Regions from separate parts of the Mus musculus genome. Here all the other regions are linked to region 1. Evidence: chromatin loops called from intact Hi-C (ENCODE). Cell type or tissue: left cerebral cortex. All regions are shown on one strand. Links, peaks and the distances in the headings refer to the core of each region. The heading gives the core; the rest is flanking DNA.

Evidence for each region. Hi-C counts contacts between places; a loop is a spot of excess contacts. Peaks named below come from ENCODE experiments on the same cell type or tissue, not always from the same donor. Only the 100,000 strongest peaks of a DNase experiment are listed, where the experiment ranks them.
Region 2: a loop joins it to region 1, with 6 times the contacts of the local background. A loop is called at or near these places in 6 of 42 quality-filtered maps.
Region 3: it touches region 1 in a loop (5-fold over the local background); 12 of 42 quality-filtered maps call a loop at or near these places.

Annotation. Positions count from the first base shown.
Region 1 is chr5:45,850,982-45,862,119 of GRCm38, forward strand. It overlaps Lcorl (ligand dependent nuclear receptor corepressor-like), which reads right to left and starts at 6,559. Exons shown (of 7, transcript NM_001163073.1): 1 at 6,366-6,559. The coding sequence starts at 6,516. In left cerebral cortex, for the core only: CTCF peaks have their summits at 5,134 and 6,911; DNase peaks (open chromatin) are centred at 4,769, 5,170, 5,563, 6,572 and 1 more place; H3K4me3 peaks cover 2,641 bases; H3K27ac peaks cover 1,970 bases.
Region 2 is chr5:45,469,203-45,480,340 of GRCm38, forward strand. No RefSeq gene overlaps it. Among named protein-coding and RNA genes, the nearest start is that of Lap3, 19 kb to the right of the region's middle. In left cerebral cortex, for the core only: a CTCF peak has its summit at 5,194 (motif pointing right); DNase peaks (open chromatin) are centred at 3,884, 5,199 and 7,355; H3K27ac peaks cover 1,405 bases.
Region 3 is chr5:46,341,527-46,352,664 of GRCm38, forward strand. It overlaps the pseudogene Gm7931. Among named protein-coding and RNA genes, the nearest start is that of Gm40298, 410 kb to the left of the region's middle. In left cerebral cortex, for the core only: a CTCF peak has its summit at 6,056 (motif pointing left); DNase peaks (open chromatin) are centred at 6,065 and 8,912; H3K4me3 peaks cover 401 bases.

The DNA of each region.
Region 1 (11,138 bases), core at 2,151-7,150:
TAGAGTTTAATGAAAATGAAGCCACAACGTACCCAAACCTTTGGGACACAATGAAAGCATTTCTAAGAGGGAAACTCATAGCTCTGAGTACCTCCAAGAAGAAACGGGAGAGAGCACATACTAGCAGCTTGACAACACATCTAAAAGCTCTAGAAAAAAAGGAAGCAAATTCACCCAAGAGGAGTAGACGGCAGGAAATAATCAAACTCAGGGGTGAAATTAACCAAGTGGAAACAAGAAGAACTATTCAAAGAATTAACCAAACGAGGAGTTGGTTCTTTGAGAAAATCAACAAGATAGATAAACCCTTAGCTAGACTCACTAGAGGGCAAAGGGACAAAATCCTAATCAACAAAATCAGAAATGAAAAGGGAGACATAACAACAGATCCTGAAGAAATCCAAAACACCATCAGATCCTTCTACAAAAGCTTATACTCAACAAAACTGGAAAACCTGGACGAAATGGACAAATTTCTGGACAGATACCAGGTACCAAAGTTGAATCAGGATCAAGTTGACCTTCTAAACAGTCCCATATCCCCTAAAGAAATAGAAGCAGTTATTAATAGTCTCCCAACCAAAAAAAGCCCAGGACCAGATGGGTTTAGTGCAGAGTTCTATCAGACCTTCAAAGAAGATCTAATTCCAGTTCTGCACAAACTATTTCACAAGATAGAAGTAGAAGGTACTCTACCCAACTCATTTTATGAAGCCACTATTACTCTGATACCTAAACCACAGAAAGATCCAACAAAGATAGAGAACTTCAGACCAATTTCTCTTATGAATATCGATGCAAAAATCCTTAATAAAATTCTCGCTAACCGAATCCAAGAACACATTAAAGAAATCATCCATCCTGACCAAGTAGGTTTTATTCCAGGGATGCAGGGATGGTTTAATATACGAAAATCCATCAATGTAATCCATTATATAAACAAACTCAAAGACAAAAACCACATGATCATCTCGTTAGATGCAGAGAAAGCATTTGACAAGATCCAACACCCATTCATGATAAAAGTTTTGGAAAGATCAGGAATTCAAGGCCCATACCTAAACATAATAAAAGCAATCTACAGCAAACCAGTAGCCAACATCAAAGTAAATGGAGAGAAGCTGGAAGCAATCCCACTAAAATCAGGGACTAGACAAGGCTGCCCACTTTCTCCCTACCTTTTCAACATAGTACTTGAAGTATTAGCCAGAGCAATTCGACAACAAAAGGAGATCAAGGGGATACAAATTGGAAAAGAGGAAGTCAAAATATCACTTTTTGCAGATGATATGATAGTATATATAAGTGACCCTAAAAATTCCACCAGAGAACTCCTAAACCTGATAAACAGCTTTGGTGAAGTAGCTGGATATAAAATTAACTCAAACAAGTCAATGGCCTTTCTCTACACAAAGAATAAACAGGCTGAGAAAGAAATTAGGGAAACAACACCCTTCTCAATAGTCACAAATAATATAAAATATCTCGGCGTGACTCTAACTAAGGAAGTAAAAGATCTGTATGATAAAAACTTCAAGTCTCTGAAGAAAGAAATTAAAGAAGATCTCAGAAGATGGAAAGATCTCCCATGCTCATGGATTGGCAGGATCAACATTGTAAAAATGGCTATCTTGCCAAAAGCAATCTACAGATTCAATGCAATCCCCATCAAAATTCCAACTCAATTCTTCAACGAATTAGAAGGAGCAATTTGCAAATTCATCTGGAATAACAAAAAACCTAGGATAGCAAAAACTCTTCTCAAGGATAAAAGAACCTCTGGTGGAATCACCATGCCTGACCTAAAGCTTTACTACAGGGCAATTGTGATAAAAACTGCATGGTACTGGTATAGAGACAGACAAGTAGACCAATGGAATAGAATTGAAGACCCAGAAATGAACCCACACACCTATGGTCACTTGATCTTCGACAAGGGAGCTAAAACCATCCAGTGGAAGAAAGACAGCATTTTCAACAATTGGTGCTGGCACAACTGGTTGTTATCATGTAGAAGAATGCGAATCGATCCATACTTATCTCCTTGTACTAAGGTCAAATCTAAGTGGATCAAGGAACTTCACATAAAACCAGAGACACTGAAACTTATAGAGGAGAAAGTGGGGAAAAGCCTTGAAGATATGGGTACAGGGGAAAGATTCCTGAACAGAACAGCAATGGCTTGCTCTGTAAGATCGAGAATTGACAAATGGGACCTAATGAAACTCCAAAGTTTCTGCAAGGCAAAAGACACCGTCAATAGGACAAAAAGACCACCAACAGATTGGGAAAGGATCTTTACCTATCCTAAATCAGATAGGGGACTAATATCCAACATATATAAAGAACTCAAGAAGGTGGACTTCAGAAAATCAAATAACCCCATTAAAAAATGGGGCTCAGAACTGAACAAAGAATTCTCACCTGAGGAATACCGAATGGCAGAGAAGCACCTGAAAAAATGCTCAACATCCTTAATCATCAGGGAAATGCAAATCAAAACAACCCTGAGATTCCACCTCACACCAGTCAGAATGGCTAAGATCAAAAATTCAGGTGACAGCAGATGCTGGCGTGGATGTGGAGAAAGAGGAACACTCCTCCATTGTTGGTGGGATTGCAGGCTTGTACAACCACTCTGGAGATCAGTCTGGCGGTTCCTCAGAAAACTGGATATAGTACTACCGGAGGATCCAGCAATACCTCTCCTGGGCATATATCCAGAAGATGCCCCAACTGGTAAGAAGGACACATGCTCCACTATGTTCATAGCAGCCTTATTTATAATAGCCAGAAGCTGGAAGGAACCCAGATGCCCCTCAACAGAGGAATGGATACAGAAGATGTGGTACATCTACACAATGGAGTACTACTCAGCTATTAAAAAGAATGAATTTATGAAATTCCTGGCCAAATGGATGGACCTGGAGGGCATCATCCTGAGTGAGGTAACACATTCACAAAGGAACTCACACAATATGTACTCACTGATAAGTGGATATTAGCCCAAAACCTAAGATACCCAAGATATAAGATACAATTTCCTAAACACATGAAACTCAAGAAAAATGAAGACTGAAGTGTGAACACTATGCCCCTCCTTAGAAGTGGGAGCAAAACACCCTTGGAAGGAGTTACAGAGACAAAGTTTGGAGCTGAGATAAAAGGATGGACCATGTAGACACTACCATATCCGGGGATCCATCCCATAATCAGCTTCCAAATGCTGACACCATTGCATACACTAGCAAGATTATGCTGAAAGGACCCTGATATAGCTGTCTCTTGTCAGAGTATGCCTGGGCCTAGCAAGCATAGAAGTGGATGCTCACAGTCGGCTATTGGATGGATCACATGGCCCCCAATGAAGGAGCTAGAGAAAGTACCAAAGAAGCTAAAGGGATCTGCAACACTATAGGTGGAACAACATTATGAACTAACCAGTACCCCGGAGCTCTTGACTCTAGCTGCATATGCATCAAAAGATGGCCTAGTCGGCCATCACTGGAAAGAGAGGCCCATTGGACACGCAAACTTTATATGCCCCAGTACAGGGGAACGTCAGGGCCATAAAAGGGGAGTGGGTGGGTAGGGGAGAGGGGGTGGGTGGCTATGGGGGACTTTTGGTATAGCATTGCAAATGTAAATGAGCGAAATACCTAATAAAAAATGGAAAAAAAAAAAAAAAAAAAAAAAAAACAAAACCAGAAATGAATCAGCGGAGTAAATCTAAGGCAAAGACATAGGTCCCATATTTATAAAGGAAATATTTCTAGATGGCTGCAAACATTTTCTCTTGTCAATCACTATAATGATTCACTGACAGTGTAGATAACTTCCTTCCCAAAATTTTCAGACAATATACATTCACAAAAAGATAATCCTATTTTTTAACTAGTTAAGTGAAGACGCAAGGTTTCAAGAAACTTCATTTGCGACATAATACCAGTTGGCTATATAACCTGAATATGTTTATGATTTTGAACTCTTGCTGAAAACCAAGACTTAAATCATTTTCCTTCTCAATAGCCAGAATGTTTTATATAAAAAGGTATTTCAATCAATAAGAGCACTGACTATTCAATATAGAAATGTATATATTTATACATCTACACATAAGTCACACACATACATATAAGGAACAGGAAGTTTTTCTGCAAAGTATGTATCATAGCAAAGCAGCTTAAAATAATGACTTTTATCACCAATTCACACCACTACTAAATGAGACCACTCCCACAACCAACAGATGTATATTCTATTTAGAAGGGTTTTGTTACTTAAAACTAGCAATGACAAAAACAATATACAAGATGGATCTCAGCAGGTCTCTAAGACAAAAACTGTGAAACAAGTTCTCAAATATGGCTGTTTCTCAGGAAACATTTTCATGTATGGTACAATATAACTGTGTATAACAATGAAAGTGCAATACAGATTACAGAATACTAAATATTAAAAAAATTAACCTCGTTTCCCATTAGATCAAATTAATTTGTTTCACTTAATCAAAATTTTACTTTCAAAAGTACATTTCTTTTATTCAAAGTCATACTAAATGTATTTAGTGACACAACATGAGAAAAACAAATAGTCAAATACTGTAAAGCACAACTTAAGCATGCTCATCTTCAAATCACTGGATGCCTAACAGTGCTGTGAGCCGGTACTACAATGCTGTCAGTGCTATTTGTTGGGACACCACAAGAAGGAACGCGACTATTTCTAGGCGGGTTTTTAACGGAACAGATCTAAACAGAAGTAACTGTCAAAACGAATCCACTTTGCATTCATGAAATACAAGTACGGACACACATTTAGTATGGGTTGTTTTTTTTTTCCCACACCACACCCCCGCTTCCATATAACTTTGCCACAGATAAAACCAAAATACATTTTAGAGAGGTGACACACTGCTCTTAAGAGCAAACTGCTTAAACATCGCCGAAATGCTCCTAAATCAGAGTGCCCTCCCTTCTGCTTATATATATATATATAATTCTGTATGGCACATTACTGAACTGGAGTTGCATCTGGTTTCATCTACTATGATTAGTGAAAACAAGACAGACCTTAGGGCTCTACCCAAGCAAATCTGCGAGGGATGGGGAAGGGGGACAGGGCGCGAGGTGGCGCAAGAACAGATGAAAACACGGTTAGGAGAGAGTTGTCTTCCCAAGGAACTGAGCTTACTACACTCAACTCCAAAGGCTGACACCTACTCGTCAGAAAAGAAAACCGACGCAACCACCCACTCCTAACACCGACCAGCCTCCACTCCCACCTCCTCCCCTCAAAAGCTACCCCGTAACCCCTGCCGAAGCACACCCTCCGCTCGCAGCCCCTCTGTTGCACTGAACCAACCTGCTGGGTAACAGCTGTGGGCACACGTCGCACTCTGAGTGAGGAAAAGCAGCGACCGCAACAAGGTAAGGGAGTCCCAGTACTTCCCGCTACCCGGAGCAGCCCACTGAATGACAGCCGGGAGCGCGCAAGTTTGAAGCAAAACCGATCAGACCCCACCGAAACGGAAAACTGAACTGCATTTGAACAGGAATGGGAGGCGGGGAGGGCTACGCGAGTCCATCACATGACAGCGAAAAGAGGACCGGAGTCGTCGGGGCGTCCTCAAGGAAAGGGGGGGGGGGCGTGGGGAGGGTGCCGTCGCCATAGCAACACCCCCCATCCGTCCAGACTTCCAAAGAGGGAGGAAGAACTTCAAATCCCAACCGTCAGCTCGAGCGGCTCCTTCTTAAAGGGGTACACACAGATCCGAGGCCACTCGCAAGAGGGCAGAGGCGGCCGCCCCCCGCCCCTCAGGCGCCGCCCCCATCGCCCCTCGACCCTCTCCCGCCCCCCGCCCCCCGCCCCGCGAGCGCCCCGCAACCCCTGGTCCCGCGTCCCAGGAACTAGGCAGCGTCTTCGCCGCCAGCCCCAGGGCCGCAAGAAGGGGGTGTGTGAGCGCCCGGCCGGGGGCGCGGACCGGCTCGCCGCTCCAGGGTCCCCTCCGCCCCGGTGGAGAGCCGCGGTGACAGGGGCACCGGCGGGTGGCGACGGGCGCCGAGGAGTTTCGGGGCAGCACGAGCGGGCGGGCTGCTTCCGCGGGGTGCTCGGAGAGTGGGTCCGAACTAACAGTTCCCCGGGAGCTCGGAGCCGGGCAGGCGGGCGGCGGGGCGCGGACCGCGCCGGGCAGGGAGCCCCGAGACAAAAGGCGCCGCCGGGGCCGCCGCGCCGCCGCCGCCGCCGCTCCCATCGCTCCCCATTGAACTGACCCGAACCGGAGCTCCAACTACACCCCTCAGCCACAAACTCCTCCGGCAGCCGCACCGTGGCGCCGAGCCCGGCCCGGCCCGTGTCTCTCTTACCTACACAGTGCATGAGGCGGTGGCGCCAAGAGTCGAGTTCCCGCCGGAATCCTCTCCTCTCCGCCGCGCACCGAGGGCTCCGGCACTGAGCGGCAGCGGCGGCGGCGGCAGCAGCGGCGGCAGCGGCCATTCTCTCTCTTCCCTTGTCCATCTGCGTCCCGCGTCACGCGCCCTCATTTACATACGAGCGGCGCAGGCACGAGGCAGGGGCGCGAGCCCTCGGCGCGAGCCCCGGAGCGCGCGCCCCCCGGAGGGGGGTTGATTGACACGTGTCACTACCTTCCTCCTGCCCTCCCCTCCCCCTCCCACCGCTCCCTCGGGGAGAGGCGGGGAGGGAGCGCGGAGAGAAGGAAGCAACCTGCCGCTTCCGCTGACCCCGCCTCCTTACCCACTCCCTTCCCCTCCTCCCCCCAGAGTTTACTCAGGCAAGCCATACTGCTCCCGCCGTCCACGAAAACCCTGAGCGGGAGCGAGAAACCCGGAGGCCAGCCAGGAACCCGCGTGCTGAAGGAGCGGACCAGCAACGCCTCCCTTCTGCCCTCGCGCGGAGCGCTGGAAGTCCGAAGACTTCATTTCCCAGCCTCCATTGCGTGCAGGTCCCGTAGAGGAGCGCAAGAGAGCGACGCTGTGCCCTCTGGGCTTTGTAGTCCTCTCGCGTTGAGCGCTCTCCTAGCCTAGCCAGTTCGCACTTTTCCAGATAGCAGCTCGGCCCCAGACTTCTAATGTTTTGCCCCCAGTGGGTTTAGCCTCTAACTCCCTCCGCCCAAATGCTTGCTTCCTCGAGTTCCAAGAGGGGAGTACGGTGGAAGCCTCAAGAGTTGGCGGTGCTGGGCTAGGCAGCTCCTTAAGTGCTGGAAACTTTTCAGGGTCAATGTCATCTATCTTCACTTTCAGCGAAAGCGCTTGCCAATCATCCTACTGCATCCAGAAAAGATGTGCGAGGACATCAGTTTTGTGAAGCGAAGAGATCTTGAAAAGCGAGATTAGTTACAAAAATCGGGGGAACTAACCTTGCATGGGATTTAACACTTTGTAATTGTTATAGATGGATCCTGCTCTGTGCTAGAGAAAACTTCCTTGGGGAGAGGAGAATCTTTTGATTAAGTATATACTTAAAATTACTTAAAAAAAAAAAAAAAACTTTTGCACCAGAGCCATTTCTACACTTATGTCAGTATTGTCACAGGGGACCAAGAGCTTGTAAGCCATCCAGAGTTTACAGAGAAGTGCTGTACATTACTGGGCATTTATACTCACCTTTGCGGAAAAAAATATTTTAATTCTTAGGAACTCAAATTCTCAATTCTGTATTGCCCTATCTTGTGGTATAGTCTTATCTATCATTCTTTTTTCTTCTTAGAGTAGTTTATTGCTCAGCGTTTGTTGCATCAGAAGTAAAAATGTAGCATTACATCTTCATCAGAAATTTTCGAATGTGAAGTTTGAAGCCATGTGTTTATGAATATATGTTTGCAATCTTATCATTTGGGAGGCTAGAATAAGGTGATGTGTAGAGTAGAGATAGTCTAGATGGCGGTTCAGAAACTGAAATTTAAAATAGGAGTGGCTTATCTCCATAGTTTAGAGTGGGAAGATGGAATAGTTGTTTCCATCTGAAAGCTCATCAGGCACCATCAAAAGAGACATGAGAACAGGACCCAAAAGCATGGCCCAGCTTCTAGAAGTGTCTGATTAAAGTTACTTAATGAAAGTATGTGCTCATGCTAACTTGAAAGGAATGGTGGACTAAATAACTATGAGAGCCTAACAAACCATCCAAAACTTAATAGCTTAAAATATCAACTATGGGATAGTGAGGTGGTTTCACAGATAAAGGGACTTTCATTTCTGGGGGAATAGCTGTCTGCCAGGATCACAGAAACCAGTATTCCTATTCTTCAAGGGTCTACCCTGACTTGTCCACATGGTGGCTGTCACAGGGTTCCAAAAGGCAGCATGAGAGCTACTAGCCCCTAATCATGACCATTTTTTTATTTATTCACTTTACATCCAGACCTCTGTCCCCCCTCCCCCACCGTTCCTCTCCCCCTTTCCTCCTCTGAGGAAATGGAGAACCCCCTAGATATCTCCCCCCACCCTAGCCCATCAAGTCTCAACATGGATCACATTTAAGTCTCAATGGTTAAAACAAGTAACATTGCCAAGCCCAGTGTCAATATGGGTAATATATTATGCTACACAATAGGAAGATGTGTAAGTCCCATGAAAGGGGGAATTAAATATTTCTCCCAAATAAAGAGAAAATACAAAGAGGAATAGAACACATCTCTGGACTTTCTGAGACAAGGAGGAAACCATGACTAGATACAACAACATGGAAATAATTTTGGAAATCAGTTTCATTGTTAATAGCGTAGAATCTTTCATAGCATGTATTGTCAGTCCATTATAACAATCCCCATAAACATAGAAAGGTCAGGTCATATCAGTCTAAGCATCTAGTGTTATTCCTGATACTCAGTTGATACTTAATTGTTATCTATTGACTTGATGAATAATTAGAATATCTAGAAAGCCAACAGGAGAAAGAGGGTCATATCCAATATTGTCTTTTACACCAAAAATTCAGCTGCAACAGATTTTAACATACCAAATATGTGATATGAAGCTATTGATACTCTGTAGAAAGACAGTGTTGTCACAAGTACTTCCTATACCTATTGTATCAATCATTTGTTATTATGTAGCAAGTCAATCTTTAACAGTACCTTAAAAGCACAATCATTTCTTTTTTTAATATTTTTATTGGGTATTTTCCTCATTTACATTTCCAATGCTATCCCAAAAGTCTCCCATACCCTCCGCCCCACTCCCCTACCCACCCACTCCCACTTCTTGGCCCTGGCGTTCCCCTGGACTGAGGCATATAAATTTTGTACGACCAATGGGCCTCTCTTTCTACTGATGGCCATCTAGGTCATCTTTTGATACATATGCAGCTAGAGACACGAGCTCCAGGGGGTACTGGTTAGTTCATATTGTTGTTCCACCTATAGGGTTGCAGACCCCTTTAGCTTCTTGGGTACTTTATCTAGCTCCTCCATTGGGGGCCCTGGGATCCATCCAATAACTGACTGTGAGCATCCACTTCTGTGTTTTCTAGGCCCCGGCTTAGTCTCACAAGAGACAGGGTCCTTTCAGCAAAATCTTGCTAGTGTATGCAATGGTGTCAGCGTTTGGAGACTGATTATGGGATGGATCCCCAGGTATGACAGTCTCTAGATGGTCCATTCTTTCGTCTCAGCTCCAAAATTTGTCTCTATAACTCCTTCCATGGGTGTTTTGTTCCCAATTCTAAGAAGGGGCAAAGTGTCCACACTTTGGTCTTCGTTTTTCTTGAGTTTCATGTGCTTTGTATCTTGTACCTTGGTTATTCTAAGTTTCTGGGCTAATATCCACTTATCAGTGAGTACATATTATGTGAGTTCTTTTGTGATTGGGTTACCTCACTCAAGATAATGCCCTCCAGGTCAATCCATCTGCCTAGGAATTTCATAAATTCATTCTTTTTAATAGCTGAGTAGTACTCCATTGTGTAAATGTACCACATTTTTTGTATCGATTCCTCTGTTAAGGGGCATCTGGGTTCTTTCCAGCTTCTGGCTATTATAAATAAAGCTGCTATGAACATAGAGGAGCATGTTCTTTCTTACCAGTTGGAACAACTTCTGGATATATGCCCAGGAGAGGTATGGCAGGATCCTCCGGTAGTACTATGTCCAATTTTCTGAAGAACCGCCAGACTGATTTCCAGAGTGGTTGTACAAGCTTGCAATCCCACCAGCAATGGAGGAGTGTTCCTCTTTCTCCACATCCTCACCAGCATCTGCTGTCACCTGAATTTTTTATCTTAGCCATTCTGACTGGTGTGAGATGGAATCTCAGGGCTGTTTGATTTGCATTTCCCTGGTGATTACAGATGCTGAACATTTTTTTCAGGTGCTTCTCAGCCATTCAGTATTCCTCAGGTGAGAATTCTTTGATTATCTCTAAGCCCCATTTTTTAATGGGGTTATCTGATTTTCTGGAGTCCACCTTCTTGATTTCTTTATATATATTAGATATTAGTCCTCTATCTGATTTAGGATAGGTAAAGATCCATTCCCAGTCTGTTGGTGGCCTTTTTGTCTTATTGACGGTGTCCTTTGCTTTACAGAAGCTTTGCAATTTTATAAGGTCCCATTTGTCAATTCCCTATCTTACAGCACAAGCCATTGCTGTTCTATTCAGGAATTTTTCCCCTGTGCCCATATCTTCGAGTCTTTTCCCCACTTTCTCCTCTATAAGTTTCACTGTCTCTGGTTTTATGTGGAGTTCCTTGATCCACTTAGATTTGACCTTAGTACAAGGAGATAGGAATGGATCAATTCACATTCTTCTACATGTTAACCACCAGTTGTGCCAGCAACATTTGTTGAAAATGCTGTCTTTTTTCCACTGGATGGTTTTAGCTCCCTTGTCAAAGATCAAGTGACCATAGGTGTGTGGGTTCATTTCTGGGTCTTCAATTCCATTCCACTGGTCTAGTTGTCTGTTGCTATACCAGTACCATGAAGTTTTTATCACAATTGCTCTGTAGTACAGCTTTAGGTCAGGCATGGTGATTCCACCAGAGGTTCTTTTATCCTTGAGAAGAGTTTTTGCTATCCTAGGTTTTTTGTTATTCCAGATGAATTTTCAGATTGCACTTTCTAATTTGTTGAAGAATTGATTTGGAATTTTGATGAGGATTGCATTGAATCTCTAGATTGC
Region 2 (11,138 bases), core at 3,139-8,138, 380 kb before region 1:
GGGCTTTGAAACCTCAAAGGCAGCCCCAGTGAAGTACTTCCTCCAGCTAGGCCACATCTCCTACACACTCCCAAACACTGCTAGTAACTGGGAACTCAGTATTCAAACAGTCAAGCCTGTGGAGGACAATCTCTCTCAAACCACCACAGGTAGCATCTGTGAGGTTGGAAGCTTTCAGTACAATCTCAGCTTGCTTTCTCTATCTCCTAAAAACATAGACTGTGGTGTGTCGTTAGCAGTGGACCAGACTTCAGGAAGATTTCATGGTGTCTTCTCTGTTCTGAATGCGTTTGACTCCTCTCTACCCCTCCATCCCTAGCCCAGGCCAGACTTCAATATTATCTGCATTTTCTATGGACAAATAGTTGGTAGATGGCTAGATGAGACAGTGAATCTGACAAGAAAGGGATCCAAGAGAAAGCAATGGACAGCCATACTGCGTTGAAAACAAGAGGAAATGTTATATTGAATGCAAAAATCTGTTGACCGGGGCTTTTTTTTTTTAATTTATTTAAATAAACATAAACATAGAAGAATCTGAAAACAGTTTAGATGCTAAGTATATTTGAGGGTTTTGGCACATATATCCATTCAACAAGTGTGAGACTGGCCTAGACAGCACACAGCAGTGAACATGCAAGCACGAGTCTCTGCCTTCCAAAATCCCCATTCTTTGAGGGCGGGGTGATTCATTCATAAGCAGAGGGCCAGGGCTCGAGGACAGTTAGCACGGGTCCGGTGTTTGACTGGTCACGGCTGTCAGACATGTGCATACCACCTTATGGAAAAGGAGGCAGAGTTAACTGAGTTCTGCTTCAAAGACTAGAAGTGGGATTGGCTTGCATCAAGGTGCGTGTGTTCTGGTGTGTGGGAATGCAGGGTTCCGTGAGTTTCTAGCGACAGGACCCATAGCTTTTGAAGTAATCAAAGAAGCATCTATAACCTCCTGGGAGTTTCAAACATTCCAAAGAGAATCAGGTTCAATCTGAAAGAGCATCTCTCATAAATACCATGGGAGAAAGTCTTACGTGAAATTTAGCAAAATCTAGAGTAGGAAGAGGGAAAATCTGGAAATTTAACATTGTGAGAAGCTTCCCACCATCATCTCTATTATATATTGATTATATGGTCTGTGATATTTACAGCTGAGTTCTTGGCTTAATAAAGCTGATATAAAAACATATGAAATTATTTTTCCCCAGAGTTTTTTTTTCCAAGGTGGGGAAATGAAGCAGGATAGTAATCAAAATGACAAATGACTGTCCAACAAAAGCTATCTTTCTTCTGCTTTTGAACTCTTGGATAAGAATATACATTGGCTACCATGTGTCTTTTTCTCATTTCACAACAATTTTCTCAATGTTAGGGACTTGAACAGGTAGGTGTGGTTCCATTTTTCCATTTCTTTCCTCGGAATGTCAAGAAACTGCTGCACACTAAGTGGGGAAAGGATGGGGCAGAGCTGAGTTCCAAGGTTTACCTCTTTCCTGAAGTGTCCGAGGTCCAAAGCACATCAGGCGGAGGAAAAACTGAAAGCGATGGCAGGAACAGGTGGATCAGCAGGATCCTCATCTGGCAGTGAATGCTGCAGGGAAGGAGGTCTCCAAGTATTTCAGAGTTACAGCTCTTCAGTGTTACAGCTCTTTTGAAAAACAGCTCTCTTGCTGAAGGGGAGGGCAACACTATAGGAAGAACAACAGTATCAACTAACCCAGTCCCCAGAGACTAAGCCACCAACCAAAGATCATATGGGCTTCTCTGTGGCACCAGGTGCATATGTAGCAGAGGACTGCCTGGTCTGGCCTCAATGAGAGAGGATGTGCCTAATCATGTAGAGACTTGATGCCCAAGGGAAGGGAGATCTTGGGGGAGTTGTTGGGGTGGGTGGATAGGGGAGTGGAGGTGGGCAGAGGACCACCCTCTCAGAGGCATAGGAGAGGTAGGAGGGGGTGAAGAACTATGGGAGGGGGTACTGGGAAGCGGGGCAACATTTGGAATGTAAATAAAGGAAATAATTTAATAAAAACAAACAAACAAACCCAAAACAGCTCACTTAGTCAACTAAGCTCATGTGCATACATTTTATTGGGGTGAATCAAGGGCTATATAAACCTTGGAAAGTGGGAAGGGATTCTCCTTAGAGGGATGTTTCATTAGCTGAGGTTTAAGGTTCTAGGGATACCTCATTTGCATGGAGAGGCATTCCAGAGATCAAACAGAGAAGAGGAAGCCCCACGTAGAAAATTTTGTGCTTAGGAAAGCTATCCAGACATGGTAGACTACAACCTTGGTAGTGAGGTGCAGCAGGGATGGGGCAGAGAGTGCACACGGATGTTCATGAGAACAGCAGGCTTCTTGGCACTGCTGGAGAGAGAAATGCACTGTCCTCGGGATGTCTTTGTATGCTGGGCATGCTCTCCTCCTGGGTCCCATCTAGGAGGTGCCTCTTCATGTGCTTGCTGGCTCCCAGCTGTGTTGTTAAGGGGGACTTTGGCTTTCCAATCAGGCTATTCTACAGGGATTTTTAAAAGATAGTGTTTCCTGTGTTGTGTGGTTGTGCATGGCACACACACATACACACACAAATTTGTTACTGAACTATTTGAGCATGAAGTGCAGATGTTACTTACCCATAAATACTTCAGTCTGTGTTTCCTAAAAGCTAAATAAATACAGTGCAATGATCAAACTCAAGAAATTAATGTTGTCACAGTTCCTACCTGTAGCGTTTGCTCCAATTTGCTGGAGATCCCCAATTGTCCCCAGGCTTATGTATTGAGCACAATATCCACTGGAGCCATGGCCTCAACCCTGGGGTTGTGTTTTTTTTTTAATATTTTCTCCTGATGCAGGGACCAGGTTACACCTAGGCTGTGCAGTTCTCTCCTTTCCTTTACACACAAAAGCCCTTGGGTCATTGTTAATGACCTTGATATTTTTTAATAATACAGATCTGCTTAATAGGGTCTTCCTCGGTTTAGAGTTCCTGCTCTTCCCCTTCAGACTCGGACTGCATCCTTGGCACAGACGTCTGCAAAATGACTTGTGCCCATCCTACAAAAGACCCACAGAACCCTCGCCTCCAGCGCGTCGTGGTGCTGACATTCACTGAGTGGCACAGCCACATTTCTTCAGTGTACTACCTTTCTCATGATAGTCAGTATTAAGTGTATGCAGAGGACTCTAGGTCAGCACTCAGGTGCCATGTTGGGAACTTCCCCACCACCTGCAATTCCAGTTCCAGGAAATCCAACATCTTCTGGACTCTGAAGGCAACTCTACTTAGATTCATACACCCCATAGGGATCACATGCAAAGATATAATTAGAAACTACACAAAATGAAAGGGACAACTTGGTCACTTCCAGAATCATAGTCATCACCCCCAAATAAAAACCCTCATATCCTTTCTCTCTCATTGTCTAGCCGTCTCTATAGATCTGAGGATTCTTGGCATTCCAGGGAAATACAAAATTAAGAGTACGCCCTTTATGGTTATAGTTTTCCATTCAGCCAAATGCTTTGAAGGCTCATCCATTGGCGTAGTACTGTATACCTCAACCTTTTGATTTATGTAGATAAGCTGTGACAGTATTCCACATCTATAGGTCCACCAAGAACTTATTTTTAGTCTCTTCACATGAAAGAAGACATCAAATCTACTTCTCACTTGTATGTAGTTTTCATCCTTAAATTTCTTTAATGGCTAAATTTGGTATCAAGTCCCATGACATCATCCCCCTGTAGTGGAAATTTCCAGGCGTCTCACATCAGGCAATGCCATCAGTTCCTGTGATCTCTTGTTCTGGCCATTGCTAAAGAGGAATCGGTTTACAGAATCTGAGCCAAAGCGTGACTCATGACCATGCCCCGTTTATGATCTGATTGTTACTTCTCACAGCTGAATGGGGGTTTATCCCTTGGGAACTGAGACCCATTGCAAGGGCTGACAAGGCAGTCAGCACCCTCATCTTGGCTTCTCCCCCAGAAGAGGTAGGTATCATAGTCATTGTTCCTCACAAAGGGTTCATGTGACAAAATGCAAAGTAAACAAGCTTTCCCCCAGCAGAAGTGACATCCTGGCTCATTATCACTCCATCCGCTCCTTCTTGCGCCTGGGGATCTCAAACAGATGTGAGTTCGTTTTTTTTACTTCTTGCTGGGGGAACATTTTGAATATAATTAGAAGCAGAGAGACTGCAACAATGTAGTCTGTATGCCAATTAGCTTGTTTGCAGACCATTAGCTTGATCTGCTCTTGCTACAGCCAAACCTTGAACCCTGTACCCTATTCTCCCTGTCCTTTAGCAAGACGGTCTTAATGTAATACCATCAGGTGTGTGTTGTGTTGAACCTATTCTGTTCTCTCCTAAATCCAACTATTTTAGATTTATTCTCCATATCTTGGGAGCACTACACTATCCCTTGAGTGCTGCTGGGTCCTGAGGATACAAAGATGAATATGACATTGTTTGGAGGCAGAAGCACAAATAATTCATTGGCTCATAGCAAAAGGTTGGGCACTGGACCAACCCCACCCTGGCACAGCCTTGCTCCACCAGTGGTAGGTTTAAAAATGAAATAATTAGCACTAACCATGTGCCAGGGCAAGAGAGAGAGTTTCCAGAGAAATTGCCGGTATGAAAAAATGCTTGGCTGATTTTATTTTTAAAGTTAGAAAGGATGGGCACAGTTATTGCAGTGAAGTTGAAACTGGCTAAACATGAGAAAACACGGCCACCCCTTGGAATTTGATCAGCTGGACAGAGCATAACAAACCTCCCCTAAGTAATGCCTGACACCAGCTTGATTGGGGAAGGAAAAGGGTAGGGAAGGAGAGTTCTGAGTTCAGTTCTCTTCTCGGGTAACTGCACATCAGGGTAACAATCAAAGCTACCTACTAGGACAGTAAGTAACACAATCACATGCATATCTTTCTTTAAGGTTACTTTGCAGCAAATCAGAATTAATTTGTTTCATGAGTTGAGATGGTGAGTCAGAAAGAAATTAGATGGGTCACGACGACCTTTGACTGCCGCAGATACTATTGATTCGGTTGTTAAGTAGCTGCAAAATGGTTTTGGCACTATGATACAGCATCACAAATATATATCACTAATTCAAAACAATTCATAAGAAATTCAAGTCCTAAACACATGTGGAACTCAAGTACCAGAGCCATCTTCACCACTAGGGGGAAGCAAACTATCGCCTATCAATTTATTATCCTTGGTTCCTCGGTTGCAGGATGGTTGACATTGAATCATATTTCTAACATGCTAACTTCCACTTTCCAGTCTCAACTGAATAAGAAAAACCATTTTCACACTTTATTCACTATTTCTATGTATAGTAGGGGGTCATTTCTCAGGGTGTTGCAGGACCATGGGATCAGAAAAAGGACTGTAGAGATCTGACATCTTATTCGTCATCAGTACGTAACAAAAGTCTTTCTGATCTTCTGCAGCAACAGAGGGACCTAAAATGACAATCCATCAGGCATAATGACAAATGACAGGGCTCAATATTTTGCCTATAAATGCCCACCTTTTGGGGGAGTTCCTGTCATTCTAATAATACAAAACTGATAAAATGCAAAATTAAAAGAAAAAAATATAGATTAAAGCACTGCTTGCATTTTTATTTATTTTCTTAAATTCTCGGTTTCCTAAACTACTATGATGCGTCAATATGTTTCATCATTTGGGGAGAGTAAGGAAATCAATACGGAAGCACAAGAACTTATTCCAGTAGCAAAGTTCAAAGTGCCCTGGTTAAAGTTCAGAATTATCTATCAGGAGTATTTTGTTTATAAGACCCAAACACTAGGCCCTGTTCATGTTGGCCAAATTCTGAACCACCACTAAGCTACATCCAGTCCCAGAAAAATGCTTTTGAAAATTAACTATAGTTCATTGAGAGATCCTGTCTCGGGAAGGGAAGGGAAGGGGAGGGGAGGGGAGGGGAGGGGAGGGAGAGGGGAGGGGAGAGGGAGGGGAGGGGAGGGGAGGGGAGGGGAGGGGAGGGGAGGGAAGGGAAGGGAAGGGAAGGGAAGGGGTTGAAAGAGGAAGGCACTGGTCTCTGAACATTTGACTGTATTCAAAATACTGCATGCACACACACACACACACACACACACACACACACACGGAGAGAGACAGAGGCAGACAGACAGACAGACATGCACACGGTGGGAGGGGGGGAAGAAATGGGCAAAGGAGGAAAACAGCAAAGAAATGCAAAAGGGAAGGTGAAAGAAGAAGCAAGGCCACTACTCAGTGAGGTTTTGAGCCAGTAGCAGTGGCAGCAGCAAGCAGTGGCGGCAGCGGCAGATGGGCTGTGGTGGTGGTGGCAGAGAACTTGATGTAAAGGCATCTCAGGGCCACCCCAGTCCTACAGACTCAGAAAGTGTATCTTCACAGGACCAATAGACAACTGTACCTCCTTGCAGTTAGGCATTCTAAGTCTCCCCACACCTGTGAGGTACTGCCCTAGTATAGAGGATAGTGCTGTGTGAGCCATACCAAGGATGCCTGTGATGAACGCATTCCTAAACTCAGGTGGACCGACCCTCATCCTGCATGTTCCAATATAAGTGCAGAATTACCCAAATCTGTAAGTGATCAGTAGCCTCCTCTAGTAAGAACATCAGCCAAACCCACAGATCTCAAGGGCCCAGGAGGGAAGTGTGAGGTTACATTCTTCTTGGGAACTAGTAAAAGTGGAATTTATTTATTTTTCTGAGCCTGTCTCTTTTCAGAGGCCAGATGACATGTTCCTGTGCTCTAGCATAGTCAGGCTTGCCCCGTGCCAAGTGTGCACTACCGGATACACACCATTCGCACATGCATGCGCGCACACACCCTTTTCCTTGGGTTGAATCCATGCCTAGCTGGAAGTGGTTGCTTCTGTCTATGGCTGTATTCCACTCATATTGTCCAACACTGATTTTTCTAACTAGAACCATAGATTACAGAAGTACGGACAGAGTTAACAAGTATTAAACTGGCCTCGCAAAATATTTTAAAGTAGCAGACTTTCAGGCTACTTTAGAGGTTCTGAGGAGTGGAGCTAGGGTGAAACTGGGAGGTCAGGCTCTTCAGTAAACACTGGAGTGAAATTATGCTTTTGAACATGGCTTCCTCTGAGAAATATGGTTCTGCCTATGAACAGTCACTCCATACACATTCCTGGGTCACCTCCCAAGGAGTGAAGAAGGATTAATTAGCAGCCCCCAAGACAGGCTGGCTTTGTAAGCATTCCCATTGCACAAGCAACACGTCAGGCTAGACAATAATGCAGTGCAAACTGCCTATTGAACTGCAGCCAAAGAAAATGCCTCCCAAGTGTGGAGGGATGATCGCCAGTGTCTGCCACCCACGGCGGAGAACAGCGACTCACGTTGACAAGAGAGCATGCTCTCCAGACAGAGATACATCTAAGCTGATGCAACCCTCCCCCCCATGTTAACAAAATGCCAGCAAACGTTCCTCCCTTGAGACTCTATATGTGTCTATAAGACAGCTGTCCAACTGTAATACTCGTAGAAGTTACGATTGTACAAGTTTGCCACGGGTGCTGTAGTTGCTGTTGAAAATACTGTGAAGGTGTCAGCATTATTGGGTGGGGAAGAAATAATTCTCAGTCACTGTGGAAAGGATGAACCAGAGTCAACGGTGCTATATTCACACCTTCACAGACACAGCCACTGTCAGCTGCATCCACCAAGTTCTCTCAGATACTAAAAGTACGCCAAACACTAAGCTCTATCAACCTTTAACCTGTCTTTGACGGTTAAGAGGAAACAGTTATTGCCAGTGTGACTGAGCCCCTTTGGTGGGCAAATCTCTATACAAAGGGCTTTTGATGTGCTGACTACTTCTCACAGCCTTTATAAAGTAGGTATACTGCTTTTGTTGTACTGTGAAGATGCTGAGATAATTTTTTTAAATAATAGTAAATGATGCTATGAAAAAATAATAAAGTAGGAAATAAGGGCAGAGCTCTCAGGGACTCTATGATCTAAATGTCTATGATCTAAAGTGTCAGCTGAGGTCCCTTACAAGTAGCACTGAAACAAACCTATGGAAAGCAGAGACGTGAGTTTAGCAGAATCTAAGAGCATCATTCCTGACTAAGCAAACAGGCGTCAGGACCCTGTGGCAGGAAACTCTGGCTTGCCCAGGAACAGTAAAGAGTCTGTGTGACCAACAAAGCAGAGATTCCAAGATGAGGCCCATGGGTGGTTGTTTGGAAGTGGCGAGCTTCACACAACTCCAGGGTTGTGCAAGGTCCCCGTGAATCTGCTAAGCAAGGAGTGGGTAAGGCCTGTTGCTTTGAACAGAGAAGTGGTGTGAGTCGGCTTTATATTTCTACATGGCCTGTTGGAGATGGCAACAACCAGTGCACTCTCTCTTGCCAAGATGAAGAATGACCTCCACATTGTAAACCTGTAGGATTCTTAGGTCGTTATTCTTGTTGAGTGGCTTCTCCTCACCCACCTGTCCTTTTGCCAGGCGTCTACCACCTACCTGTCTGGACGACTTCCCGGGCTCTTTTCCTATCCTGTGCTTATGGTTATGTGGGTGGTGCTCAAAGCCTATGAGCATGGGTGCTCTTCCTGCCTAATCTCATGTCTCCCTGTCTCATCTGCAGCAGTGCACTCAGGCTTCCCTCACTGGCGGCACTCCAGGATAGCTCACCCGAGCTGCTGCCAACTCATCTAGGTGCCTGTTGCATGCCCCCTCATGTCCTGGGTGGCCCAGGGTTCTTTAAATCAGCTTGGGAAATACGAGGGCTGTTTCCCCAGCTTTCCTGAGAAAATCCTTGTCTAGCTAAAGGCAGGACACAGAGGGCTGGGAATACAGCCCAGTTGGGAGACTGCTTGCCTACAATACACAAAGCCTTGAGTTCAGTCTTCAGCACCACACAAAGATAGGCCTGGTGGCAGATGCCTGCAATCCTAGCATTCAGAAGGTGCAGGCAGGAGAATGAGCAATCCAGTGTCACCTTTACATACATATCAAGTTTAATGCCAGACTAGGAGAGTTTTGTTTTTTTTTTTTTAAGCAAGGCATCTGCTTTGTTGCTTAAGCTAGATGTCTATGATTATTTTAAAAATCTCCTTCACTCTTCAAATTCAATCCATTACCAAACCAATCTTGCAGCTAGCATGGCCATTCCCAACACCTCTTCCTTGTTTTAGCCTTATCAGCTCTTCCCAGAGTGCCACCCAGCTCGCAGCCACACAATTCTGTCTACTGATCCTGCTCCATTGTCTCTGCTCTGTCTACCCTGCAGTCACAATGGCCTGCTCATGTACTCTTTTGCTTTTTCATGATCCCCTCATCTACCTCCTCTCTCCTCCCTTGTTTAAGGCCCATGTGTTGTTCAGGTGGTAGCTTCAGTGTCACCTGTCACACAACAGTGTCAACACAGGTTTCCTGAAGCACACAGGTGAGAGCCCCTTGGCTTTCCTGTCTAGCTCTTACTCACTACACATCATTGGTGTTGCCCATCAAATCTTCCTTTTTCCCTTTTTACATGATGCCCTGAGTGAAGGTAGAGATTGACAATTCTTTATTTGGATTTCCAGTGTCTAGCTCATTACCTGCCATATGGTAAGTGCTATGGTTTAGACCTAAAATGTTCCCCACAGCTGTGTAAGGGTTTGCTCACTAGCTTGTGGCACCATTGGGAAGTAGTGGAACCTTCAAAAGGTAGGACCTAGTTTTAGGAAGTTACGGGACACTGGGGACATGGTCTATGCCTACCCTCTTTACTTCCCAGTTCCATGAAGTGAACAACTTTAGTCCAATACACAATCTCTGTAATGACATGCAAAACAATGATGTCAATTGATTATGGAACTATGAAACTATGATTATAAGTCTTTCCTCCTATTATGTTGATTGTCTTGGGTATTTTGCTATAGTGTTGGGAATCTAACTAGCACAGTTGGTTCCCACGCACCTAAGTGAATACCTAGCTCCTGTGGCTCACATAACTCAGGAGACCTCTTCTGTCTTGTTAACAGCTACTTCTTCAGGACTTGGAAAAGTCCTGATAGAAAGCAGGTGTCCAGTAAGAACAGAAGTGAGAAATTACTCAGTCTGTGATATTGTTTCCTTGAGAAATAGCTCCTCAATTCTTTTTTTCTTGGCTTATTTTTTTTATTGACTCTTTGAGAATTTCATACAATGTATATTGACCACCGTCCAACATCCCTTCCACATCCACACAGATGTCTGTACCCTTTTGATTTTTCATCCAGCTAGGGCAATTTGTGTTACCCATACATTCTTGGGTATATGGGCATCCACTGCCACATGGCCAACCTATCAGGACATACCTTAAAGAAAACCAACTCTCCTCCTAGCAGCTATCATCTACCAATAGCTCCTCAGATTGGGCAGAACTTTGTGCCAACATGCCCTCTCCATGCTGTGATTCTGTCTGGCTAGGGTTTTCACAGTTCTTGTGCATGCTGTCACAACTGCTGTGGGAGCATACGTGCTTTGTTATATCCACTGCTTTCTTATAGTCAGTCAACCATTACCTCTGGCTCTTAAATAAAAAGTATTCCCCTCTTCTGCAATGACCCTGGGGCCTTGGGTGGAGGAGGAAGTACAAAATAGATGTCTTGTTTATGGTTGAGTACTCCCCAGTCTCTTACTTTCTGCACCTTGACCAGTGGTGGGTCTCTGTGTTAACCACCATCGACTACAATAAAATGCTTCTTCCATAAGAGCTGAAAGATGCCATAATCTGTGTGTGCAGTGCCATTAGGAGTCAGTTTAATTCTGTGCCATTTACCAGAGTCATTTTAGTAGGCTCTCCTCTAGGGCCTGGTGGAGATTGGTTCTAATGCTTTGATTCAATCCAGAATCTGCATGTTCAGATGCTTAAGAGCCTTGTCCCCAGTTGGTTTTTGATCAATCAATAAAGATGCCAATGGCTAATGGCTGGGCACTGGGTGGGACACTTAGAGTTGCGCAGGTAGGATGAAGAGAAGAACAGAGCAGTCTTGGGTTATTGCCATGGCTTGGGGTAGAATGATGGGATGCAGGAGCTGCAAGAAATAAAGCCATGTGAGACTTTGGGGAAGTGGGGAAGCAGCTACTTCCCTGATTAGGCCT
Region 3 (11,138 bases), core at 4,166-9,165, 490 kb after region 1:
GGCAGGCAGATCTCTGTGGACTTGAAGCCAGCCTGGTCTAAATAGGGAGTTCCAGGATAGCCAAGGATATGTAGAGAAACCCTGTCTCAAAAGCAAAATAAGACAAAACAAAACAAAGCACAGAGCACTACTATTAGAGGCAGAGTTTAATTTGGTTCTAATATTAAAAGACTTCAAGTTGGACTTGGGTCCAATGGAGAGAGGATAGTGAATGGAATTTGGGTCCAAGTTTTAATTGTTGAGGTTATTATTAAGGACTCAATAAGAGTGGGTAGGTTTCTTATGGTTTGAATATGATACCTCCCTCATGGGCTTATGTGTTAAGTGTACTGTCCCTAGCTAGTGGGCCTATTTGAAAACTTTAGGAAGGGAACTTTTCCTATATTGAAAAATAGGTTTTTGGGAACATGCCTTTGAAGGTTGAACCTGGCCTCTAGCCCATTCTTTTTTTCTCTTCTCTCAGTTTGCCATGAGGTAAACACCTGGTTCTTACACAAAACTCTAATGCCATGGTGCTCTTTCTGGAATATGGATTGAAATCTCTGAGTGTGCCTGCTAAAGAAAATCAGTCCCCTCTTTACTAATGTGTGTCAGGTGCTTCAGTACAGGAATAAGAAAAGTAACTAATATGGGTACCCTACATTTTTGGTAGAAGTTTCATGTTAGTTAGAGTAATTGTGATGTAATGAAAACTTTCAAAAAAAAAAAAGACCAAGCACAAACTTGTGAGACTCTGAGATATCCTATCTTGGCTGAAGGGAATAGTCAGAAATAATACTGCTATTGTAGAGGTCATAATTACACTTTTCCCAAGGATGTACCCAGGTGGTCTATATCAGATGGGGTAAGCCATAATAAGTACACTACAGCATAACTGTGCAGATGTTCTCATCTATCCATAGCTGTTGGGCCAGGTTGGTTCCTAGAGGATGAAAAAAGTCTTGACTGGCATTTGGAATGCATCTTTGAAGGTGAGAAACGTATTCTTTCTGATCTCATGCACAGTCAGGTAGACCAAAATCACTTTACCTTCGGAAGGCAAGACAGTAGTAACCAGGCTCCTGCACTGCCACCACACAGCCAGAAGACATGTTCTCCACTTTGATCTCAGAAGATCCTTATGTAGTGCGTTGTGTTAGTGATAACTCATTCTCAAACTTTCTGTCATAGACAGTAACAGCAAATACATCTAGTCCCATAGACTTGCATAGGGAAAACATTGAGATTCTATGGTGAAGATGGGCTTCACGGAAGGTCCAGAAATGACATCAACAGTGTGCTAGCTTTATACCCACATCTTTCTGACACCTCCCTCAATACACATGTGCAGCCCAAGGCCTATTTCCTATAACAACCATGCTAGTTAATTTTTGAAAACATGACCCAAATATAGACAGACCTGGGAAAGGGACTATAAATTGAAGAATTTTCTCCATCATTTTAGCTTGCAGGCATGTCTGCATGGCATTTTATTTCATTTTATTCCTTTTATTCAAAAATAGACTTTTTTCTCATCTAATATATCCTTATTATGGTTTCCCCTTTCAATTTCTCCCCTTATCCATCCCATCCCCCAAATCTGTATCACTCCCTTTAAGTCTTTCATTAGGAAACACAAGGCTTCTAAGGAATAATAATAAAATAAAATATAATCAGATAAAATTAAAACTAACACATTGCGTTGGACAAAATATGTAAACACAGAAAAAGAGTCCAAGAGACAAGACAAGAAATGAAGACCCCACTAGTTTACACACTCAAGAATTCCATCAAAATCACTAAATTAGAAGCCAGAATATATATATGCAGAGACCTGGTGGAGACCTGCACAGGCTCTGCATATGCTGCCCCAGTCTCTGCCAGTTCATGTGATCTTTCATCATGTTGACTTAGAAGGCATTTTTGTGATGTGATGTGATGTGATGTGATGTGATGTGATGTGATGTGATGTGATGTGATGTGATGTGTGTGTGATCTACCCCTTCTAGATTTACACTCTTTCTATTTCCTCTTCTGAAGGGTTACCTGAGCCTTGAGGGGAGGGATTTTGTAGAGACATGCTATTTAGGGCTGAGCGTTTCGTGGTGGTCTCTCACTCTCTGCAGGTCTGGCTGTGTTTCTTTGTATTTGTTCCCATCTTCTGGAGGAGGAAGCTTCTCTGGTGATGGCTGAAGAAGACATTGATGTGTGAGTGTAGCAAAATGTCACCAGGAGTCTTCTTTTATTGGAACTTTGTTTCCTTTGATTTTACCTTAGCTCGCTAGAATATTTAGTCTCAGGATTTTGGTCACCAAGCAGAACATGGAACCAAGTATGGGTTCCATGTGGAATACCTTAAGTGAAACCAGATGTTGATTGGCTATTCCCACAAAGTTTGTGCCATCAAGGACCCAGCATATTTTGCAGAGAGGTTGTCATCATACATCCAAGGGTTTGTGAGTAGTTTGATGTTTCTCTTTTAGTTGCATGCAGAGTAGCTTCCTGTACCAAAGGTACGACGAGCACGTAGGGATGAAATCTTTATGTAGTCACCAAATAAATGTCTCCATTTTCAATGAGCGGTGTAGATGTCATTGTTGGCTACAGGATCTTGCCGTCAGTTTGTGGAGATTAACCTATAGTATTGGCAATAGCATGGGTTGTTTGGGGTTCCCATAAGACTTCTTTGGGCAACAGCTCAATTAGATGTAACCCAGTTTTGATATGGAAGCTTTATTTAAAGACAAGAGATGGCCTAATGGGGCTCTATCTCCCCGATTATTAGATGGTTTTATTTATATGACTTTAATACATGTATATATTTTAGGAAACTTTTTACCGGATTATGCTTTCACAATACCCCTCAAATGGCTCTTGATTTTATGTATCTCTCTTCTCCTCCTATTCTATCCCTCATCTCTAAATCCTCTCCTATTCCTACATGATTCTCTGTTCTAGGACCCCATCTATTCAGAAGTATCTATTTTATATCCTTTTTAAGTAGATCTATCTGCCCCACCCCCAATCCCTTATTATATACTTAACTTCTGTGGTTCTACAGAGTGTAGCTTTTTTATTATTGAATTAACAACCAATATCCACATATGAATGACTATATACCATATCTATCTGTTGGGGTCTGGGATATCAAACTCTGGATGATTTTTTTTTCTTAGTTCCATCCATTTTACCAGCAAATCTCATGATTTTTCTTAAACAGTTGAATTTAAACTCTACTCTGCAGATGTACCACATTTTCCCTGTTGAGGTGCATCTAAGTTGTTTCCAATATCTGGTAACATGGTTAAGGAAGTGTCTCTGTGGTAGGATGAAACATTCTTTGAGTATACATGCCTGAGAGTGATATAGCTGAATCTCGAGGTAGATGAATTCCATCTTTCTGACAAACTGCCACATTTGTTTCCATAGCAGCTGTACAAGTTTGCACTCCCACAAGCAATGGATAATTGTTCCCTCTTTGCTTGATGTGTGTAAGATGAAATCTCCAAGTAGTTTTAGTTTGCATTTCTCTGGAGGGTAAGAATGGTGAATGTTTCTTTAAATGTTTCTCAGCTATTGGAGTTTCCTCTTTTAAGAATTCTCTGTTTAGACCTGTATCCCATTTTATAATAGGGTCATTTCTTGACAACTAGTACTTTGAGTTATTTATGTGTTTTGTATATTAGGCCCCTACCAGATGTGTAGTTGGAAAAAAAAACCCAACAATCTATAGACTGTGCTTTGAATGAGAGTGTCCTTTGCCATATAGAAGCTTTGCAGGTTCATGAGGTCCCTATTGATTTACTGAGATGCACTTCTTAATTGCTAATTGATGTAGGAGGAACAAGCCCACTATGGATGGTGCTATACCCAGACATGTGGGCTTAGGATTTCATAAGAAAGTAACTGTGCAAGCTTGGAGAGCAAGTCAGTAAACAGCCTTCCCCTGTGGGCTCCAGTCAGCTCCTGCATCCAGATTTCAACTTGAGCTTTCCTAGGTGATAGGCGGAAACCTGTGATCGAACAGAAACCATTCTCTCCTCCAAGTGACTTTTGATTGTGATGTATGTTGCTGTAACAGAAGCAAACCTAATATATGAATTGACAACTGAAGCATAACCCCAAGACTGACATGTCACAGGTTTTCATGGTGTATTGGTGCAAACAGGAGACATATCTCTGATTAGAGCACTACATAGCAGGGAATTAAAGGTCCATGGTGAAAATAATTTCCTTTGCTGAGCACAGCTTCACACATCTGGTTAGCAGCTTGACTACAGGTAAAGTTTAGTACTTCAGACACAGGCATCCACTCATATGTGTTGTGTTCTCTCTCCCTTCTCATCCTCTGTCCACTTCTTTTATCTGTCTTTATTTGTGTATGTATGTATGTATGTATGTATGTATGTATGTATGTATGTGTGTATGTATGTGTGTATACATCTATCTATCTATCTATCTATCTATCTATCTATCTATCTATCTATCTACCTACCTGTCTATCTACTTACCTATCTATCCAACTATTATCTATCTATCTATCTATCTATCTATCTATCTATCTATCTATCTATCTATCTACCTACCTACCTATCTATCTACCTACCTACCTACCCACCCACCCATCCACATACCCATCTCTGATCTTTACCTGGGTGGAAGCAAATGTCTTGGCTAGAGAGAAAATACTTGTAACGTCAGAAATCAGAAACTGGAGAAAGAAGTGTGTGGATGAACCTGTGGTCAGAGGCTGAAGCAGGTAGATAATTTTTATCTCATACAGATAGCAAGCAGATCCCATGTTCCCACAGGACATTTCTAATGTCCAAGGGAGCAGAATGACTTAACTTATGATGTTAGCTGACTTGGTTATTGCTACAGCTGTACAGTGATCAGAGTGTGGTTGTTTGATGGTTTTCTTTATAAACCATATGAAAGATTTTTCTGTTTGTCCTTATTTTGTAGGATTCTTTCTAATCATAAGTAGATCCAATCATGTTATTGTTGCTAATATGTGATTCGTAACTGAAAAATATACATTTGTTTGTTAGTTAAAATAAAAGTGAGGAGACATAAATTATACCTGTTATAGTCACTGTATACACCCTTCCATATTCTACACATCAGTATCTACTGGTTTGTGAGCAGATCTCACTAGATGTTGAATCTTACCTGCACACTAAGGTTAGCACTTATTTCCTGCTTCTTTCTTGATTCTTTTCAGTGCATGAGTTAAAAATAAAACTGAACAATTATGAGCGGAAAGGAAAAGATTGATTTTAAAAAAGAGAGATATTAGTCCTTAATGAGAAATAAGTGTGAGGAGAGAAACGGGGTTTGTATCTCAGACACACCAGGTCCTGCCCGCTCACTAGCTGTAGGAACTTGAATCAATTCAATTAATTTTTCTTGTCATTTCCCTCCATTAATAAAATGGAAACAATAGCACCTATTATACACAATGACTGTGAGAGGTAAATGATAATCCTTGCATGTACTGGAAAATATATGTATACATAAGACATATGAGAGCTCTTTTCCTCCATAATGAAATTGCAGGTGAAAGGAATATGGTGAGATATTTGGAATGCATAGATTAGCAAGCTGGGTAAACTGCAAGTATATTAATATGAAAATGTGACTGAAAATGTGTCTGAAAAAGGAGGTCATGAATACAAATGGAGACTACCAATCCAAATATTTCTTCCTTCTTTATTGGAAAGTCAAATAAAGAGACATTTTTTTTTAACACAGGCACCATTTTGCCTAAAACTAAAGCTAGGTTTATTTTCTCTCTGTCTCCCATAGAAGCTTTTTTTTTTCTTTCTCTCTCTAAGTCCTTAGTGGTATTTGTGCCACTCAAACTAATTGGCTCATTAGGGGTAGCACTACCTCTCACCCTGCACCCATATTCCTCTAGAAATCTGGACAGAAGAAACAGAGCTCTGTTTTCACAGACCACACAGCGTTTTCGCACATCCCTAAGTCAAAGAATAGCACACAAAAGGATGTTTGCTTGAGTTGATTGATGCTGCACTCTTAATTTTAAACTGCAGGGGCCCGAAGCCTTTGAGTGCATGGTCATGCTGCCCCCGTGTGGCCAACTTTAGAAAATCGTTCTGAAATCTTCCAGCCCGAAGGGAAAGAAAACCTTAACAAGCGGGCACAGGTCAAGCAGTGGGCTGCTTTAGCTACGCTTGCTTGATAAGGGAAACCACCGTGATTAGGCCAAACAGCTAAGCGCTGAATCAATAGACTGAGTGAATTGTACTTGGACAACAATCGTTACTTCTCTACATTCAATTACTGCAGTTTTGAATTATCGGAACGCTGAGAGAGATTTATGCTCTGGGAAGGATGGATAAAAGTCCCAAAGCCTCCCTATTTCCTGAGGTAGGAGAAGACTCAGAAACTCGTGCTTTAAGAGATTTGCAACATTCAGTGCAATGGTGTCTTCAAATTTATTCGAACAAAATAGGATTTGTTCGCTAGGGTACTGCTTAATCAATGCTGCCTTTTCTTTAGTGTGAATTTTTAAATTTCCTGATCCTATAATTGATTTTTTTTAAATAAATTAGTGCCGAAGAAGAGTACCCAATATACTATTTGAATCTGACTTATTACATCAATTACTTGCTGCAAAATTGAGTTCATAAAGTGTAAAATATTATCCCAATACTAGTTTGCATAATTTTTAATATTTGAATTTATACTTAAGAACTGCAAATGGCTTAAGAGGTGTATCTGAATCTTGGATTCTGCTCATACATAAACCCTGGAGTTAAAATTAGGTGTGCTGGATCCAAAGGTATCCACATATTCATCTTTCTTACATGATAATGATCTCACTCTCTCTTCTTGTGAGTATTGTTGACACGATCCTTTAGGGAAGAAATTTAAACTGTGTGAATAGTGAAGATTAGATCATGTGCTTAGATAATATTCCCTGCCTTTCATTCCAGTAACAAGTAATTCTTTCCTACTATTAACTAGTAATAGGGTCATTCACAGGTCACAGATTCACTTCAGAAGTAAATAAATAATTCCTCCAAATTCATGCCTCATTTACCATAAATTATAACAGAATCGGGAGCTGGAATCACCCTGGTCTCTGAAGCATACAAAATGGAATGCCTTCAGCTGCGGAATGTAGTTGCTGCTTTGTGCAGGTGATGATTTGAATTCATGCTCTACCTGATGACCCTGCAGGTTTCACTGTGTCCATCGAATGCATTTTGTGCATAGCTGCATAATTTACAAGCGAACGCACCATCCTTCTATTTGACATTTGAAATAAGACCACATTCTGGTTTTTTTTAAATCAATTTCCTCCATTAATAGAATGCTTCTTAACAGAAATATAGTTCTGTTTGGATTGGCATAATCATAGTTCTTATTAGTTTGAGTAGCAACATATCAGGGCTCATATGATGGACAACACATCTCTATATACCTTGCATACAGCTCTTCCCTGCATCTTTCCTAATAGCTAAAAGGCACAACTGACACAGAAACACACAGACATACACACACACACACACACACACACACACACAGAGACATACACACACACAGACACACACACAGAGGCACAATGACTCTGAGTGATTTACCCAGTGTAATGCAAGTAGTTCTTGGAGCTATCATTCCTAGTTTTTTCTTTAATACTGCATATCTTGTTGTGACCATGTGAAGACATGTTATTTTTATATAAAACCCACAAAGTTCTAAAATAAAAAGCAGGGATATGTGTAAAGACAAGGTGAGTGTTCCATATTATTTTAAACAAAAAAGAAAATTAACAAATGTATATAGTGATGTATGTTTGTACTATATAGGATGCAGATATATACATATTGCATATAATACATATATGATATATAATATATACACATGTACAATGCATGCCTGTATAAATATGTATGAGGGTCTATATATCCATACAGTAAAAATTATCTGTGAGGAGATTAGAGAGGTTTAGGTAAAGAAAAGATATATTTATTTATTTTTCTTTTATATTCTTCCTGACTAAATTTTATACTAAGCATTTATATGTATAGTTCAAATATGCATGTGCAATTTCAAATATAAATTTGTTCAGAACATCACATTAGTTGCCGTCTTTGCAGTTGATGAAGCCAGTGCTCTTGTCCGAGGTGGATCAACACCTCGTCTACATCGTGCTCCGTGTCTACATAGTGCCTCTCTGAGCGGCTTCTCCTCAGAAGGCTCACGGAGTCCTATTCTGTTCCCTTCACTTGAGAACTTATCACATGGCAGTTTAGTTCCTTTTAATAATCTGACCTCAAAGAAATCCCTTCTATTTACCTGACTTCAAGAGCACATGTCTATGTAGTTTCTGAAATGTTATGTAGGTTTATCTTTATAAAATGGTTATGAGGTTTATGTTTATTTGAAGGTTAGCTATATGAATGAAGGAAAGAAGAGTATGTGAGGAGAGACAGAGATGGAGACAGAGTGACACAGAGACAAGAGACACAGAGAGAGAGAGAGAGAGACAGAGGAGCACAGAGACAAGAGACACAGAGATAGAGAGAGACAGAGGGACACAGAGAGAGACAGAGGGACACAGAGACAAGAGACACAGAGATAGAGAGAGACAGAGAGACCGAGGGACACAGAGACAAGAGACACAGTGATAGAGAGAGACAGAGAGACACAGAGACAAGAGACACAGAGATAGAGAGAGACAGAGAGACAGAAGGACACAGAGACAAGAGACACAGGGATAGAGAGAGACAGAGAAACAGAAAGAGGAAGCCAGAGAGACAGAAACAGACACACACACACACACACACACTCACACACACAGAGACATGTGGACACGTTGCCATTGAACAGAATTGCCAACATTTCTCATGTTTCCTTTCCCTCAGCTCTCAGTTTCCTTTAGTCTTAACACCTCCTCCCGTGTGGCACATTCATTACAATGAATAAATTTAATGTGAGATACCATTCTTACTTCAAACTTGTGTTTCCACAGGAGCTCACTCTCAGTGCACATTGCACAGATTCAGACAAATGTATCAGCACATATACACACTTTAGTAATCTAACAGGAATTCTCGCTGCCCTGCTACCACCATTTACCTGAATGACTGTAGGCAACAGGCTCCACTTCCTTATCTATCAAATGGGAATAATCCAAGTACCAACTCTTGTGAATACTGAATAAGTTAATAGAAAATGATTATTTAAAACATTACCTGCGATATAGCAAACATTCAGAAAGCATTTATTATGCATTACATCATAACTCAATATTTATATAGCATTATGTCTAGTTTCAGAAAGACTCTTCAAAAATCATTTGTTCTTAAGTCCAAAATGGCAGTCCTCAAAGACAAATATGAAAATGTTAGTATGGAATTTGAGATCATGAATTGATTAGCTTTCCCTCAGCATATGCAACTTTTCCTGAGGAAGTTCTCGGCTAAGATTGAGTGACTCTGTTGTTTGATGGCTGCAGTGTATTGAGGGGCAAAGGTACGCATCACCTTAGCAGAAGCCACAGAGCACAAGATGGAAGGGGCGGGGGAAGTACCAGCAACCCCACGATAAGATCGCCTTCAAGGCTATGTTTCTTTTTATCTAAAGACCTGTCAGAGAGAGGGGCAGGGGAGCAGGAGGGAAAACATAAAGGCAGATGGGGAGGATATGGGAGGAGTTGTAGGAGAGAAAACAAGAACAAAATATACTACATTAATATATTTAAATATTATAATACCAAATATAATATTTAATATTATATTATATGTTTTATTTTAAATATATTATATTAAAAAGATTTTTAAGCCTGTTATTGGGCCCCTTGGAATGCCTGTCCTCACCAACAGTGCTACGCTGGGCAGCAAGCCTATACTACAGGAATGGTGAGGGCATTATCTAAACCATAGACACATCAGAGATAATTATGTGCACTTTGTTATATAGTTATGAAGTTATGATCCCATCGGCACAAGTCATATTTACCATCACTGCCTCAGTTACTGTTAGAAACCATTTTTCCAACCCTCACAGTTTGTCAGCTAAGCTTTCTTCTAGCTTTTGTAAGCCAAATATGTCTGCCAGTGCCTCTGTAGGGTGTGGAGGTTGCTTTTTGTGAGTTTACCAACAGTGAGTACTTGCTTATCATGCACAAGTCCCATTGTAGTTTTCTGGGTGCAATAAGATAAACACAGAGGGAAGGCTTCCCACTCCCTGGAGACCTACATGTGTGTTCATAGAAAAGGGCTTACAAATCTCTCTCGTTTTGCATATTTGGATGAGGTTGGCTCTTCTTACCCTGCATCCCACTGAGCACCATGGTTGTTGGTTTCCTCTTTAGTAGATTTAGGTCCTCTGACCCCCTACTTTCAGCATTAGCTATGGATGAGCCATGCCAAAGTAGTTTGACATTTCAGCTTGATTTAAACCAATTGACACTGACAGCTCTGTGTCAAAGTGTGTTAATGCTTAATCAGAAATAATATCCCCGTGGACCAATGGCTGAGTACATCGTTAATTGGCAGTAGCTGGGTGCAAGTTTTCTGCGGGAAATTATGGACTAAGCAAGCTCAATCAATTTAGAAGGGGGAAAAAGGTGTAGTTTTAAAAAGGCACCGTTGAAAAAGACTTTTGCTTCTCTTGTGGAAGCTCTATTCTCCTCATTAAATAATGAGAGAGAGAGAGAGAGAGAGAGAGAGAGAGAGAGAGAGAGAGAGAGAGAGAGAGAGAGAGAACCCTTAAGGAATTTATCATTTGATGATGAGCCATGCAAAAGAGTTGGTTAGAATGCCATGTATTCATTTCCTTGGGTACCCTAGAGCTATTCTGAAAGTGACCTCTGAGAGCTATGCACAGAGAATAGAAAGAGATGTGTTTTCAGATTGGAGATATACTTTTCTTGTCATCCAGAATTCCATTTTTTTCTACAGGCTCTTCCTACCAACATTTATTTAAGAGCCTTCTCCAGTGGATACAAGGGTTACAAAACATGTGCATTTCATGAAAGAACACAGCTGTAAGGATGTGCACAGGAACTGAGGTGGGCTTAGTGTAGAAAGGGTGTTGGACAGCAGCACCCTTCTCCAGTTCTCAGCTCACAAACAGCCACTCTTGGCTTTTCTCTGTCATTCTTCAATCCACCTGTCATCAAG